Linked DNA regions of Homo sapiens: region 2 is linked to region 1. The links are chromatin contacts, found by Hi-C or POLR2A ChIA-PET in ENCODE. All regions are on one chromosome and are shown on one strand. The core of a region is the stretch at or near the end of the contact, and the rest is flanking DNA. Distances in the headings are between cores, read along the strand shown.

Evidence for each region. A loop is a pair of places that touch in the nucleus more often than their neighbours do. ChIA-PET counts read pairs that join two places held with the same protein, here RNA polymerase II (POLR2A). Pooled maps may share reads with other maps.
Region 2: a map of Calu3 shows a loop between it and region 1 (2.4-fold over the local background). The contact joins two enhancer-like sites. A Hi-C loop is called at or near these places in 2 of 168 maps with a recorded cell type or tissue (Calu3 and GM12878), 1 of 37 single-sample maps with no recorded cell type and 4 of 50 pooled maps. POLR2A ChIA-PET finds 5 or more read pairs at or near these places in 1 of 52 experiments (activated T-cell).

Annotation. Positions count from the first base shown.
Region 1 is chr3:172,064,034-172,071,649 of GRCh38, reverse strand. The region is part of intron 1 of FNDC3B (fibronectin type III domain containing 3B); the gene reads right to left. Among named protein-coding and RNA genes, the nearest start is that of FNDC3B, 28 kb to the right of the region's middle. Within about 2 kb of position 5,034, at least 5 of the 41 ENCODE cell types and tissues checked have a DNase peak (open chromatin) inside an H3K27ac peak, as active enhancers do.
Region 2 is chr3:172,255,038-172,262,653 of GRCh38, reverse strand. The region is part of intron 6 of FNDC3B (fibronectin type III domain containing 3B); the gene reads right to left. Among named protein-coding and RNA genes, the nearest start is that of GHSR, 190 kb to the left of the region's middle. RefSeq lists a silencer at 6,351-6,546. Within about 2 kb of position 3,233, at least 14 of the 41 ENCODE cell types and tissues checked have a DNase peak (open chromatin) inside an H3K27ac peak, as active enhancers do.

The sequences.
Region 1 (7,616 bases), core at 3,785-6,284:
TCACTAGCCACAATCTGACTTATAAATCTGACCACCTTTCATAAGACTCTTCACAGAGAATAAAAAAAAATTAATTCTGATTTTATTTCACTATTTTTAACAAAATAAAAATTTTAGTGAATCAATTAATGGACTATATACACATATAAACCAGGTTAGTTTTTCCAAGTCAGGCTAAATTCATACCATTAAGGTGTATAAATATATATATACCTAAAGATCCATGAGCCCATAAAACCATTTACTTATTCTATAAATCCTTAAGACTTTGCCTTAATAATCACCTGCAATTAGCAAATACTTTGCTTGAATGGAAACCTGCTATTAAAGTTATATCCAACTCAATGAAAATTCCAAATTAGTTGAGTCTAAACTAACGATTGAGTAAGCTTAGGGTATACTATATTTAGCCTATTTGAAATAGCTGGGAAATATAATGACTGAAAACACATAAAACTGAAGAACAGTGTGTTTCTACACAATAGTTTTAAAGTTTATGAAGTGTCTTATTTTTTAATTGAATAATTAAGTCTGAAAAATAGACTAATTTTTAGCACTATCAAAACACGCATTTGTTACTGTGAATAATTTTTTCCACATATAAGAAAAAAAATTTTGTCAGCCAAAACCAGTAACCTTGAAAAATGCTGATTAGTTAGAAATTGCATAATCCTGACCAATTTTTGCAGCAAAAATGCCTGTATTTTTCCTGAAAACTTTTTGTTTTAAATTAGATGAAAATATATTTCCGAAAGAACTTATCTGAAAAAAATACTGAAATATTGAAGGATGAAATAATATGCCTGAGATTTGCTTCAGAATATTACAGCAAGGAGCAGAGAATGAAAACGGGTAAAGATGAAACAAGACTGGCACGAGCTGATTGATTGTCAAGGCTGGGTAATAAGTCCAGGGGGATCCACTACTATTCTCTACTTTTGTCTATGTTCAAATTTTTTTCATAAATTACAATGTTTTTAAAAAGCTCATCTAAGAAAAGTGTAAGGTGTTTTTGGCTTAAAGTAAAAGGTAAATGCTAAATATGTGATAGCAAAGATACATTAGTTTCACAGTCAGTAGCCGGAGTGCTAGGATTCTGCTCTTCTCCCCTCGTCAGCCACTACAGACAGCAGGATTTACGATTATCCCAAACAACTGTATGTCCAGGGGAGTGTTGATCCTTTCATGCGACCTGGTTTTGGATCTTGTTTATCTCTTTCTTCACCAATTCCAGAGAAAGAAAACCACAGGGTAGATTGGCTAACACACTCCGGAAATAGCCAAGGGTCTTATTTTGATATCATAATTCTTGAGTCCAAGATGTACCCTATTTTTTAAGACTTTCGAAAGGTTGCACTCTATTGACAGATCTCAGTTTAGCACCAGAACATCTAAAATTGCAGTTACGGTAACAGGATGATTTAATCCCCTAATAACGGCCTGGAAAAATGTTAGCATGTTGAAAATATTTCACGTTCATATCATTTCAAAAGTGCAGAAGATAAGCACCTACAGATTTTCAATTAGAGGTTAGCCAACCTTGAGACATCATACATGCCCTGGAAAGAAAAGGGAGCAGGGGACCTGGAATTCAGAGACTGGAATGGAAGCAGTAGCTTGACTTCTCCCTTTATTTGCCACAGTGCCCTAAGTAAGGAAAGGCACACAACTCTCAGACTAGGTTTTCTCATCTGAAAACTGGGATAATAGTCACTGTGTTCACACCACAGGGTCACTGTGAGAATGCTACAATAAACGATATATATAATAGAAACAGATTTGGAAATACGGTGGTATTTAAATATAAGGCATCACCTTGTAAACTGCTTTAGTAGCCCCCCTAAAATGGCTTTAGGCTATTCCCCTACTTGGAATCTGAAAGGGGAAAAGGCCAATTAAATTGAAGAAGACTAAATGGGATTGTCAGCCAGATTCCACAACTCCCTCCCAGTGAAGCTGAAACAAGAGCCACCTGGCCAGAGCATCAAAAGGGCACTGGACTGAAAAGTCAGATAGCTATGAAAAGTCAGCACAGCAGTCTGGAGAGTAGAGAAACTAAGGCAAACCAGTAAGACTAAAGGCACGCAAAAACAACTTAAAAAACCCACTCATTCACCTATGTAACAAACCCACACGTTCTGTACATGTATCCCAGAACTTAAAATTAAAAAATAAAAATAAGTAAATTTTTAAAACCCACTAATTCTTCAAAGATCTCAACCTTTGCCTAAAAGTATTAATAGAGATATTTAGTGGCTCTAGCCACGTAAAAGCAGCATTTTACAAAACATTTTGCTTAGGAAAATAAAATGAATGAATACCTAAGAACATCCGATTTGATTTTATTAAGATATTCAAAACTGTCCACTTCAAGTGGAGACAGCAGCCAACAGCAGAGCCCTCTCCTGAGGATTCCATGCCCTCACCCTCCCACAGGTACTAGAGTGACCTGCTAAATTGACTGGAAGCCCTGGCGAAACTCACCGGGAGGTTACCAGGTCAAGTAAATTGACAGCAACGTTTTGCAGCAGAAGTACAAGAAGCTGACCTAAATAACTAAATGAAGGACAGGAAAATATGTAACACAGAATAAGATTTACAAAGGAATATGGAGTTTCAGGAGGGGAATGATGTTATGTCCCCTCCCTGAAGACCACAACTGCCTGGCTACAAACCCTAAGTCCACAACTGACTAGCTTTTAACTTCAGGCAAGTTGCTTACCCTCTCACTACCTCTGCTTCTTCACTGGCAAAGTGGAAATAATAAAATAAAGCACCTAATTCAGGACACTGTGAGGATTAAATGAAGAAATGCATGTAAAGCATTTAGAACAGTGTCTGGCACATAGCAAGCACTCAGTCTGGGCTTATTATTAAATTTCCTGACAAAATGTTTTTATTCTTGCTATAAATGAGGGCTCCTCTGGCCGGGCACGGTGGCTCATGCCTGTAATCCCAGCATTTTGGGAGGCCGAGGCAGGTGGATCATCTGACGTCAGGAGTTTGAGACTAGCCTAGCCAACATGGTGGAACCCCATCTCTTCCAAAAATACAAACAATTACCAGAGCGTGGTGGCTTAAGCCTGTGATCCCAGCCACTCAGCAGGCTGAGGCAGGAGAATTGCTTGAACCCGGGTGGCGGAGGCTGCAGTGAGACGAGATTGTGCCACTGCACTCCAGCCTGGGAGACAGAGTGAGACCCCATCTCAAAAAAAAAAAAAAAAAAGGCTCCTCACAAAGTGTCCAAATACTTGCTCAGCAGTTCAGAAGGAGAACTACAAAATTAATTCAAGTAAAATGTCTGAGGAAACAGAGGGATGAGTATTGAAAGTGGGAGCCATGGTCGAGCCAGTCCATCATTAGCTTCTGTTCTTTCTGGCGCTTCCCCATTCACTCGGCAGAGCATCAGCTCTGACCCTGGGGATATAAAGGTGAACTTACAAGCCCTCTGCAGGAGCCCAGAATGGGAGTCCACTGGGGGGAATAGGTGGGTAACTAAATGACAAAAGTGTATAAGACAAAATAGAATCCCCTGAAAAGAGCAGCAGGGGCTACAGAATGGGATCCACCAGGATGAGCCTGAAGAGTTGGGAAAGGTAGACCGAAAGCAAGGCAGTCGCCCTGTGACTGAGGTGGAGGAGTGGGGAGGTATGACAGGCAGTAGAGACACAGGGAGGCCATGTACAGCCCAGAGGGAGAAGATGATGATGGCCTGAACGTTCTCTGCTCTCAGGAGTCATAAGTATTCTACCATTAATTCCCAGAGGAAGTCTCTTCAAAACAGACAGGAGAAGGAAACACCTATAATAAGTCTTGCAGGTTAAGTGGCAGAGAAACAAACTGGTTTCCCTAGGTCTACAAAAGAGCCTGTTCTGTAGTACTAACTCTTGGACCACAAATCCCTAACAAGATGCAAACTTCTGAAGATTCTTAATGGGCCTGTTAAGTAATTTTTTTTTCAAGTGTGATGACATTTTGCTCCACTGATCCAGGTGCAAAGACTGTACCAAAAACCCACCAGAGACTTTGCTTCGTATAGGAAACTCTTGATGTAATTGTAGCTCTATGACTCACGGTAATTATCTTTTTAAAGAAACATAAAACACTAAGAAAGTGTACTTTTATTTTATGATCTTCTATAAAATAACAGCATTAGTATTTCATTCATAAGTGTAATAAAGTAACATCAAACAAGAAAAAAAGCAGAGTCCGACTCTGGTGCCTTAGTGAACGCAGAAAAGCCTCACAGATCAGATTTACAGTAAGCCAGACAAACTCATCTCCACACCACTTTCATCCTTCTCATCAAAAAGGTAGTAAGACTTCAAAAAGCACATCAATCAGGCCATTCTCGCTGTTTAAGACACAACCCCAAAAGAACTCAAACTAATTACAGCGCCACATTATATACAGAAAAATACCACTGCTGTCTGAATAATATCTAAACAGTGGAAATTTAAAAGGACAAAATTAGGAAGCAAAATAATAAAAGCCTAGAGGAGGATTTTGATAGCTCATGGAAGACTGGGTGAGGGTAGGAGACTGCGGACCAAGTCTTATATCTGCACAGGAGAAAGAACCAAGTTAGAAACCACTCTACATAAAGCAAGGAGGAAGAGCTGCAATCTGAGAAAAGGGTGATCTGGTACAAGACCCCTAAATCCACAATAAGAGAATATTGTGTATGTCTCAAAAAGAGAGTATTGTATATGTCTGCTACTGAACAACAGCAACAAAAATTTTTACACTTTTCAGTAAAAGTGCTTCAAAAGAGCTGCCTATGTTCACACACTCGTGCAACCAATTAAAAGTATAATAATCAAAATTAGTTCATTTTCAATGTATAGACCAGAATCTCAAAACAGATAAAAATTCCTTTCTGAAGTATGCAACTTAGTGTCACTTCTCCATGTGTAGCATTTTCTTCGAAAACACAAAACTTTGTTAATGTTCTTCTAACTCCCAAGTTACTCAGTAACCACAAGAGTAACTGAAAGCAGTCTGGGAACAGCAGCACGTAGATCCAGGTCTTAATCTGAGCCTTGTGACCAAGCTTTACTAAATGGCTCAACCCAGACAAGTCCTGAGTTTCCCAGAGGAAAATGAGCTTTATTTCCTGAAGCCTGTAGCCACCTCTGTCCTGAAAGGACAGGAAATTGTAGTCATTTTCGCCAAAACTATATGTAAACAGGCTGCAGAAGGGAGTTACCTAGATATTGCCTTGGGCAGATATTACCTCCCAAAGTCTCAGTTTTCTCATCAGGAAAATAGGAATCACATCGTTCCCCTTCCAGGGTTGATATGAAGGTACACAAGATCATATGTGGAATTTAAGATGCTCTAATGCCTAAAATGGCAAAACTTGGTGTTAGTATCATTATCGCCTCACTGCTCATCTCCCCAGGCCCACCTCCCACCCATATTGAACACCCAAACGTCATCATTACCCCTAGCAACCACAGAATCATGGGAAGACAGAACAGATGAAGTTTGGTAAGCTACTAAATAACAGTTGTGGGCTAACAGCCAGGTTATCAGACAAGCAAACGCAACCCAAATGAAGCTTCTTACCTGCATTTCTACATCAGCTACAATGGTCTTGGTGTATCTCTACATTCCAAGCCTTCATGCATCCTTTGTAAATACTAAGAATCAGGGGTATTTAGGTTGACAAAGTAACTACATTAACCACATAATCATACCTCTACATCATTATCACCAAGAACAACAGTATTCCAAATATTAGACTCATAACTCTAAAGCAACAATTTCCTCCCCTCACTCTCTGGGAAAAAAGAAAGAAAGAAAAACTTTGCAGAGGAATAAAGTGGGAAGCCAGTGTTCTAATATAAACATGACAAGCCCAATTCTATCACTGCAATATACTTTCTGACTTCAGTACAAAAATCTTTTCTGACCATCTGGAGCTACTCCAGGCATGAGGCCAAAACTTTGTAATTCCTTTTCAAAGTAAATGACAGATCAGTAACTGCCACGTTGCTAATGCACAGCCAAAGGGAGCACCTCATATCCTATTCAATGCTCCCTGGAGTTTTACACATATAGTAAAAACAAAGTGCTTCCAAATAAACCTGCCCACTTTCCAATATTCCAAACTGAACAGCGATCCTGTCACTTTTGAACAAGGCGGCATTTCTTCGGGTGTGATCCTATTACCCTATTTCACACACAGGAAGTAGGACTTCAAGTTTCACTAAAAAGTCATATCTACACTAAAATGAATCCTATGTATGTCCACTACTATTTCAGTTCTCCAGAAATGGCACATAGGAGTCTACCAAAAATTTTTTTTCTTTTGAGTCGGAGTCTAGCTCTGTCACCCAGGCTGGAGTGCAGTGGCACGATCTCAGCTCACTGCAACCTCCGCCTCCCAGGTTCAAGCAATTCTCCTGCCTCAGACTCCTGAGTAGCTGGGACTACAGGTGCATGCCACCATGCCCGGCTAATTTTTATATTTTTAGTAGAGATGGGGTTTCACCATGTTGGTCAGGCTGGTCTCGAACTCCTGACCTCATGATCCGTCCGCCTCAGACTCCCAAAGTGCTGGGATTACAGGCGTGAGCCACCGCACCAGGCCTCTACCAGAAATTTTAAGAGGCTGTTCTCTGCAGTGCCTGAGATGCCCATAAGGTTGCAATAAACATGGGGTCACATATATACAGGGCAACAGAGGTGAACTCAGGATCAATGGGGACCCATTAAGTTGGTGGACACTTGTTTTTAAACCCCACTGACTAGCAGAATCACTTTCTTCATTCATCCAACACACCAAATGGAGAGCCTACTATGCGCCAGGTACTGCAGTGATGACGAATGAAATCAAATCTCCCAACACCTTTGCCAAAAATATAAATTTGAAGAGCCCAAAACCAGTTTCATGTAATATGCCACTGATAATAAGAGCCATTTGAAAGCTCAGAAGCTAAAATTTGATAATCTTCCCCTGGAGCATATTGAGCAGAAAGATGTCAGCCAGCAATGGCTATGGACTTCCTACATTTCAAAGAAATGAAAGTTATCTCTGAAGTCACACTTTGCATTGGGGAGTTGTCTTACCCTTTTAAGTAAAACATTTTAAAACTGAACAACCTGAAAATTCATCTGTTAGCCAACCGTTTCTTACAAAGACAAGTTAAAAAGAGTTTTACAGATGAATAAAAGATGAGTAAACAGTAGCTGGCCACTAATCACAAAATTAAGCAGCAGATAGATTATAAATAAAAATATAAAACGGGTCATTATGGGGCTGACTTAGTCCATCTGGTCTGCTTTAACAAAATACCTTAGCCTGGGTAATTACAAACAACAGAAATTCATTTCTTACAGTTCTCGGGGTTGGTAAGTCCAAAATCAAGGCACCAACAAATCAGATGTCTGGTGAGGGCTCCTTTCCTGGTTCACAGATGGTGCCTTCTTGCTGTGTCCTCACATGGTGGAGGGGCAATCAGGCTCCCTTAGGCTGTCTATCTAATCTATCTATCTATTTTAAGAGAGAGTCTTGCTATGTTGTCCAGGCTGGAGTGCAGGGGTTATTCACTCACTGCAGCCTCAAACTCCTGGCCTCAAGCAATCTTCTCACGGCCACAGCCTTCCAT
Region 2 (7,616 bases), core at 1,984-4,483, 190 kb before region 1:
TCCTCCCATGCCTGGCATCTTGTGCTTAATTTTTAACTTAAAACAAAAAATAAAAAAAAAAATTCTCAATTTCCAGTTTTTAAGCACATCAAAACTCTAAAATATCATTTTAACAACTTCAAGTCATATTCAAAAAAACCTAATACCTCCGTATAGTGTACTGCTACTCCTTGCAAAGTTCTACTTAAGACTTCACTTTTATTTTGTTTATCACATTAATGCATGCTGGCAGTGGATGCTCTAATCCAGCACAAGAGGTAGACAAAAGCATCAGGAAACTCCAAATAGGAAAAGAGTAGGAGATGTATTCACATGGAGATTTGTTCCAAGTGGATCTGCCAGCAGAAGGGCACATGGACCACAACAGGGCAAAAAGGCTTTCCCCGTCTCCACCCAACCCCTCTGGGAAATGTTAACCTAGTAGGAGGAATAGAATATACAATAATGGAACCATGAAACCTCTCTTATTTTCTGCCCATTTTTTTCCCAAATTATCTTTATTCCACAGTCTATCCAATCATCCCTGCCCACTGTGTGCTCCTTTCATTCCACTTGTTTTCCTGTTCTTACCACTTCCTTTTATTTCAATGTGCCATTCCTCTGAAGCCCTTCTCATTTCTTTCCAGTCTCGTTATTTTCCAGTCTTCCTGAACCATCACAATTCTCTTTTATGCTTGGAGCAAATCATCCCCACCATGACCTGGTCTTTTCTGGCCTTTTCTGAGAATAACACCTACATGGAAAGTCCCCTTCTTCTGATGCAGCTGGAAAGAAGCAGTTACAATCTGGAATGGGGAAGGGAATGGCAAGGGGAAGAGTTTTTTAAAAAGCAAATTCAGAGAAAAATGAGGAAATGTTATAGTCAACTATGGGGAGCATTTCACTTATTACTTTGTAAATTGCATGCACTGAGCTATTATGTGGGTACAACAGTAATGGCAAAACCCACAATTATTTGTGCACCAGCCTAATAGAATCACTGTTGTTTCCCAGGGACCTTTCCCACATCACACTTGTGTTATCTACTCAATTCCTAGAATTTCAAAGTCTCACTACAGCACCAAAAACTGAAATACGGTAATAGCGTCTGCTACACTGTGTGTCTGGTTGAGCAAATTAAATTTAAAATAAAAGCCACAGCTGACCATGGCAGAAAGCATGAAGAATAATGAACATATTTGTAGTATAGACTATAATTATCACATTACAATACTGATCATACAAAACCAGAAGTTCAACACCCTGCCTCTTGACACTGCAGTTTATGTAAAGATCCTAGAGCTCCATTCCACAGAAGGAGAAGCAATGACAAAATCGATGTTGACATAGCAGCAGGAAATTTGCCAAAATTCCATCACAAATGCTGAGACTCTTTCAGATAAGGTATTAACAGAAATGGTTTCCACCTCGACATACCTGGTAGTCAGCCTCCATGATGCCTCGCCACCCCCATGATCTACTTAAACCTAGTGCTGACCCCTTCCGCAATGTAGCAGGGCAGGTCTATGCAGCCCACAGAATGCGGAAGACATGGTGTACAAGTTGCCAGGTGTAAGGAAAGGTTGTGAAAGACTTGGAAATTTAGTGGGTTACCCAGTTAGTTTATCCATCTAGCTTAACTAATTGCCCTAATGCAAGGAATGTGGGTGGGAGAAAAATAAATATAGAGAAGTTGTTGTTTGCCCATCGCCTCCAGCTAATGTCCCCTGAAATCTCCCCCTTTTAGCAAAGTAACTTAGAGTGGTTAATTTGCTGAGTGGGTTCAAACAGAATCAAGCAGGCCTGTCAGACCCCATTCTGTGGGCTCACACAGAGAATTCAACCAGAGAGGTGACAGGGAAAAAGCACGGAGAGAGGACTGCATTTTATTCTTGCCCAGAATTCAGCAGGTTGTTTGTGGGTTGGCAATAGTCCGAGAACCTTTTTTGGGGAGTGGATGCCCCTCTGAACTCTCCCCTATCTCAAGTCCTTGGCATTCACTATTACTTAACACTGACCCAGCCTGCAGGACGCCTTGCCCAACAGCATTCTGATGGGCATGCTCACAAGCTGAGGTTATAATAAAATGGCCCACAGAAAGCAGTTCTCACAAGGAAAAAATCTCATGGTCTTTCTTCACCAATACCACTACATTTTTAAAGCACTTAGTGTCTGAAATTGTACTAAGAGCTGATGATAGTCCTCTGAAAGAGATGCCATTAATTACCCCTATTTTCTACATACAAGAAAGAAATGAAGCCTTGAAAGATGAACTATCATGCCCAAGGGCACATAGTTCCCAAGTGGCTGAATTGAGACTAAACCAAGATCTGCAAGGTCCCAACTAGTACATATTTTAAATATGCTTCTGAGTATGGCACTTTTGTGATGACGATCTCTAACCCAGTTAAATTCAGAATTCAACTTAGCTAAATGAAAGAAATAACATATAGAAGTTTCAAATCAATAAAATTGAAGGTTACAAATATACCAGAAACAAACCATATCATCACTTATACCTGCTGTTTAAAGGGTTCTTTGGGATGACATTTATTTTACCAACATGGGTTCTGATGTCATCTAAATGCTGTCATGATCAGTTCCCAAGAAAGCAAAAAGGCAGAGAAAATAACATGGGTTTACAGAGTTCAGTACTACATATGGTAAAAACTAATCAAAATTCTGACCTCAAACTTCTGGTGAACATTCATTTCAAAAGAAAACTCAACGAATTATTTTTGCATGCTTTTTGTCTTTATATGCAAGTGAAAAATGTGAAGCTTCAAGTATGATTTAATGGGTTAAGACTTCTTAACTTGACATGACAAAAATATCTCATTTTGCCTGTTGAAAGAATCATGTAGTAAACATCTTTAAAACATTCCAGATTGCAACAAAAATACGAGGGGGAAAGGGCAAAAGGCAAAAGATAGGATAAGTGATGTAACTTAATAAAGACAATTATATACTCTACTAATTAACAATTTGGGCCACCATGGTTTCCTCTTTGTTGAGCTGTAAATTTGCCTTTGCACTAGTAAAATCAACATCCCAGTAAGAGGGAAAAAAATCATCATAAAGGGGTCTTACAGAAAAGTAGTTATTCACAGTTTGATTTCTCCAGCCTTGGGCCTGCAGGATAAGGCCCAAGTCAGAAAGCGCATGTTAATGAGCAGCATGCTCCTTATGAAACAGGCTTCTGTCCCCAGAACTATCTCCATCCCACACATAGACAGTTGCAAGGCGTTCAAGTGCGCTCGGCCCCTAACTAGAGTCACTCAGAGGCCTCTATAACTAAGCAGAGAGATCTGGCAGCCTACGCTTGAAATGGAAGTGGCGATGTTAATTGTCCAGTTTCCTGCCAAGAAGAATGCCTCATGTCTCTTGCATTCTAATCCAGGGGTCCCCACTGTCCTTTGAAAAAATAAAAGTTATTTGGGCTTGTTTGGACTATTTTTACTTTTCAGACTGTAATTGGCAGCCAGATGGATGAATTCCACTGACCTGAGCTCACTTTTAACTTTTCTCATGTTTTCTTGATATTTTTGCAATACTCAGAATTTATATGCAGCTATAGACAGGTGAAAAAACACAGGATTCATCATCACCTATAGACTTGAGAGATAAAGCAATATTAAAAATGTATCTAGAAACAGTACAGTGTTCAAATGCAGTAAGGGAAGCAGATACTCTGGGGGAAAAGAAGAACCCTGCCAACTCCAGCCTTCCAAAACACCTCGTCTGAGCATGCCTAGGATATGTGCTCACAAGACAGAAAAAGCTTACAAGAGAAAGAGGAAATCTGCCACTTGTGAAGTGCAAAAGCCCTACTAAATATCCTACTTTAATCAGAAAACAGAAAAGCACAAGCATTATCTGTTACAGGGAGCCAAGACCAAAGAGATTCCAAAAGAAAATCTGTCTTGACTCCCAACATTCCAGACCTTATTAACATTAAGCACGTCATTCCAGACAAAGGAAACCACTGTCAGCCCTGCGCAGGTGGATGCTGCTATGCCCTCCCAGAGCCCAAGCCATTCAGCAAAAGGATAGACTCCAAGGACCCAAAAATATCCACAGTCTCAGACCCCCAGAGGGAAAAAACGCCATCCCAAACCTTGGTGCGCTGTGACTTCTCATTATGAATAATTACTGTTATTGTGAATACACTTTCTTGCTGCTTTGGGGGAAGTAAAGCTGTAGTCTGATTCTGGTTTCTGAGCAATGATCACAAAATATAAGAATAGTAAGAGAAAAAATGCCAGGGAGGACCACCTGAGAAAGAATTAGAATACAAAGAACCGGTAATAAGGAACACTGCTGGAGTCAGAAAGCAATCTGCGAACTCTGAAAGACAAATGCACAAGAATAATGCCCTCATCACTGGCTTTCGGTATCATAACCAGAACCTGTGAGTCTATGTCGTGGAATGTGATCTAAAATGCAACTGAGTCTTTGGATTGTTAACAATTCCAAAGGTCAAATGCCAAGAGTATGCTGTACGTTCATTTTCTTCCGTATTTGGAATTCTTGCCACTTTGTCCCAATTTTTCCCATATGGCAGTATGACTTCTAGAAGAGTTCACATAAGCTGCTACCTATATGTTAGTCACACAAAAGGAACTCTTCCATCACTAGTATATATTTATCATGATACAGATAGTACAAGGAACATACTTCAACTTAAACCAAGTGTTCCAACTGAATGCCTCCCACCCGCCGCTTTCCCACCCCTGCCATTTAAAATCTTGGTTAAAAATTGCTTGGCACTCAAAGAGCCAGCAGTTCTCAAATGCTACTGTGGCTTATTATTACCTGGAGTGCCTGATGAAACATAGATTGGTGGGCCCCACCTACACAGCCTGTATTCAGTAGGTCTGGGGCAGGTCATAAGGGTACATGTCTCACAAGCTTCTAGATGGTACTGATACTGCTGGTCTGAGCCCATGAGTAGCCAGGACCCAGGTGAGGGCTGGATCCCTGGGAAAGCCTTGTGGAGGGTGACAAGGACCCAGGTCCTCCACTCAAACCACTGGAGTTCTAGTGCTGTCTGCTTTCAGAGTGCGTGTGTGTGTGTGTGTGTGTGTGTGTGTGTGTGTGTGTGTATGAATGCGTGTGATGTGGTAGGGGTGAAGGGATACTGTATTTAAAACTGGTAATCCACACAAGATTGCCTGAAAAGAGAGGCAATGTGCTCATTGATAAGATTTTGAAAATCACTGACTGTAACTCACCTGTTCATTTTACTGAAAGGGAAACCACGGCTTAGTGAAATGACATGTTCTATGTCACACAGTCCAGAACGCCGATTATTTAAAATCTTACAATTCCATTCTGTTTTTAAAATGTAAAAGTCATATATGAAAAAGACATCCTCACTCTTAGGGTAAGCCCCAGGAACAAAGTGAAAGTCAACAATGTCAACTGCACACAGCAAATTTTTATACATAAAAAAGTGTTTGGAGGCCAGGCGCAGTGGCTCACACCTGTAATCCCAGCACTTTGGAAGGCTGAAGTGGGTGGATCACCTGAGGTCAGGAGTTCAAGACCAGCCTGGCCATCATGGCGAAACCCCATCTCCACTAAAAATACAAAAATTAGCCAGGCATGGTGGCAGGTGCCTGTAATCCCAGGAGAATTGCTTATAACCTGGGAGGTGGAGGTCTCAGTGAGCCGAAATTGCGCCACCGCACTCCAGCCTGGGCGACAGAGCCAGATTCTGTCTCAAAAAAAAAAAAAAGTTTGGAAATTGTGACTTTACACTCTTGATTTCCTCTCCCTTCACCATCTGCCCACATATACACACAAACACACACACATACATATTATTGAGACTACTTAGGTCTTTTAAAATTAAACAGTGGATCCTCATCAAAGCTTTTGTTTTTTACTCTAAATTCACCTAATTATTTCTATAACAATATTAGCAGATAACCTAACTGCTTTCTGAGGGGCTATAACTGGCTGAAAATTGAAGGATTTCAGTTAGAAAACTGGATCCTGACTCACTGTATCCCACTCAATAACTTCCTTAAAATATTGTGTGCTTTGGTTTTTTTATCAAGAATAAAATGGAAGAAATGAAGCTTCCTTCTCACTCAATGAAGAGCAACAGAAACTTCTTTAGCTTCTGCAGTGAAAGGCAATGTGACTATTTTAACTGGGTTTTGGCCACAGAACAGGCTCAAGGCCCAGCTCTTGCATAATACTCCGTACACAAGAACAAATTTTTCCATTCCTGTCCTTGAACATCTGTGGACTGGATGCCCAAGCACTGTTCTAAAATGAAATGCTGGGAGAGGAAGAGAAAAGGAAGGCAAAAACTCTTGAAATATTTTCCCTTAACTTATCTGCCATCATAATATGTTGGAGAGACAGGCAGGCTTCACAGAGGAGGTGATAACTGAGCTGGCTCTTGAAGGCCTGAGTTGGAGTTTGCTAGGCAGAGGAACTGGAAGGACAGGCCAAAAAAGGGGAATGAGGCATATTCACAAAATGGGGCAGAACACCGCATGTCTGGTGGGGAAATGTGAAGGGCCACAAGAGGTGAGTATGTGTCATATCATGCAGTTTAGACTTTATTCTCTAGACAGTGGGGAGCACCACAAAGGTTCTCAAGGAAGGAATTAAAATGTTGAGATCTATTTAACTGTAGTCACAAGAGAGGATGCACTGGAGAGGAAAATGAATAATCACACATCTTAAACCATAAGGTGGCCCTTCTGGGCAGTCTCTTAAGGTTCAGAGGGAGCAAAGAAAATCCTAAGAAACGTATGAGGAGACACCAGGGACCATGAGAAAGGAAGTCCCAAGAGGCTGTGCACCAGAGTTCTTTCTCACTCAGAGCTGGAAGTGCCCTAGGACGAGGTGACGAGGAGATGTGTGAGATCTGGTACCAATTCCACCAGAGAGGACCCCAAGGTATCTGTACGTTTCTACCCAGTGGCAACCTTTCTTAAAAGAGCCTGGAAGTGTCCAGGCACAGTGGCTCACGCCTGTAATCCCAACACTTTGGGAGGCTGAGGCCAGGAGTTGGAGACCAGGAGTCAAGGCCAGCCTGGCCAACATGGCAAAACCCCGCCTTTACTAAGAATACAAAAAAATTTGCCAGACGCAGTGGCTCACGCTTGTCATCCCAGCACTTTGGGAGGCCGAGGTGGGTGAATCACCTGAGGTCAGGAGTTCAAAACAAGCCTGGCCAACATGGTGAAACGCCATCTCTACTAAAAATGCAAAAAGTTAGCCAAGCATGGTGGTGTGCGCCTGTAATCCTAGCTACTCGGGAGGCTGAGGCAGAAGAATCGCTTGAACCTGGGAGGCAGAGGTTGCAGTGAGCTGAGGTCACGCCATTGCACTCCGGCCTGGGCAACAAGAGTGAAATTCCGTCTCAAAAGAAAAAAAAGAGCCTGGAAGCAACTTTCAGAGACAGTGGTCCAGGAATGCAGGGTTTAGCTTTCAAAATATAAGACGGGTTTAAGCAAAGGAAGCCACTTCTGGCTTAAAGAAGAAATGTAGGGAGCTGGGGTGAGGGGAATGGAGCATGAAGGGAAGGGAAAAGGCTGCCAGATGGAGAGTAGAGAGATGCCTACTTTGAGAGGCAGCTATCTCAGATGAGAGGTGATCCTATAATAACAGGA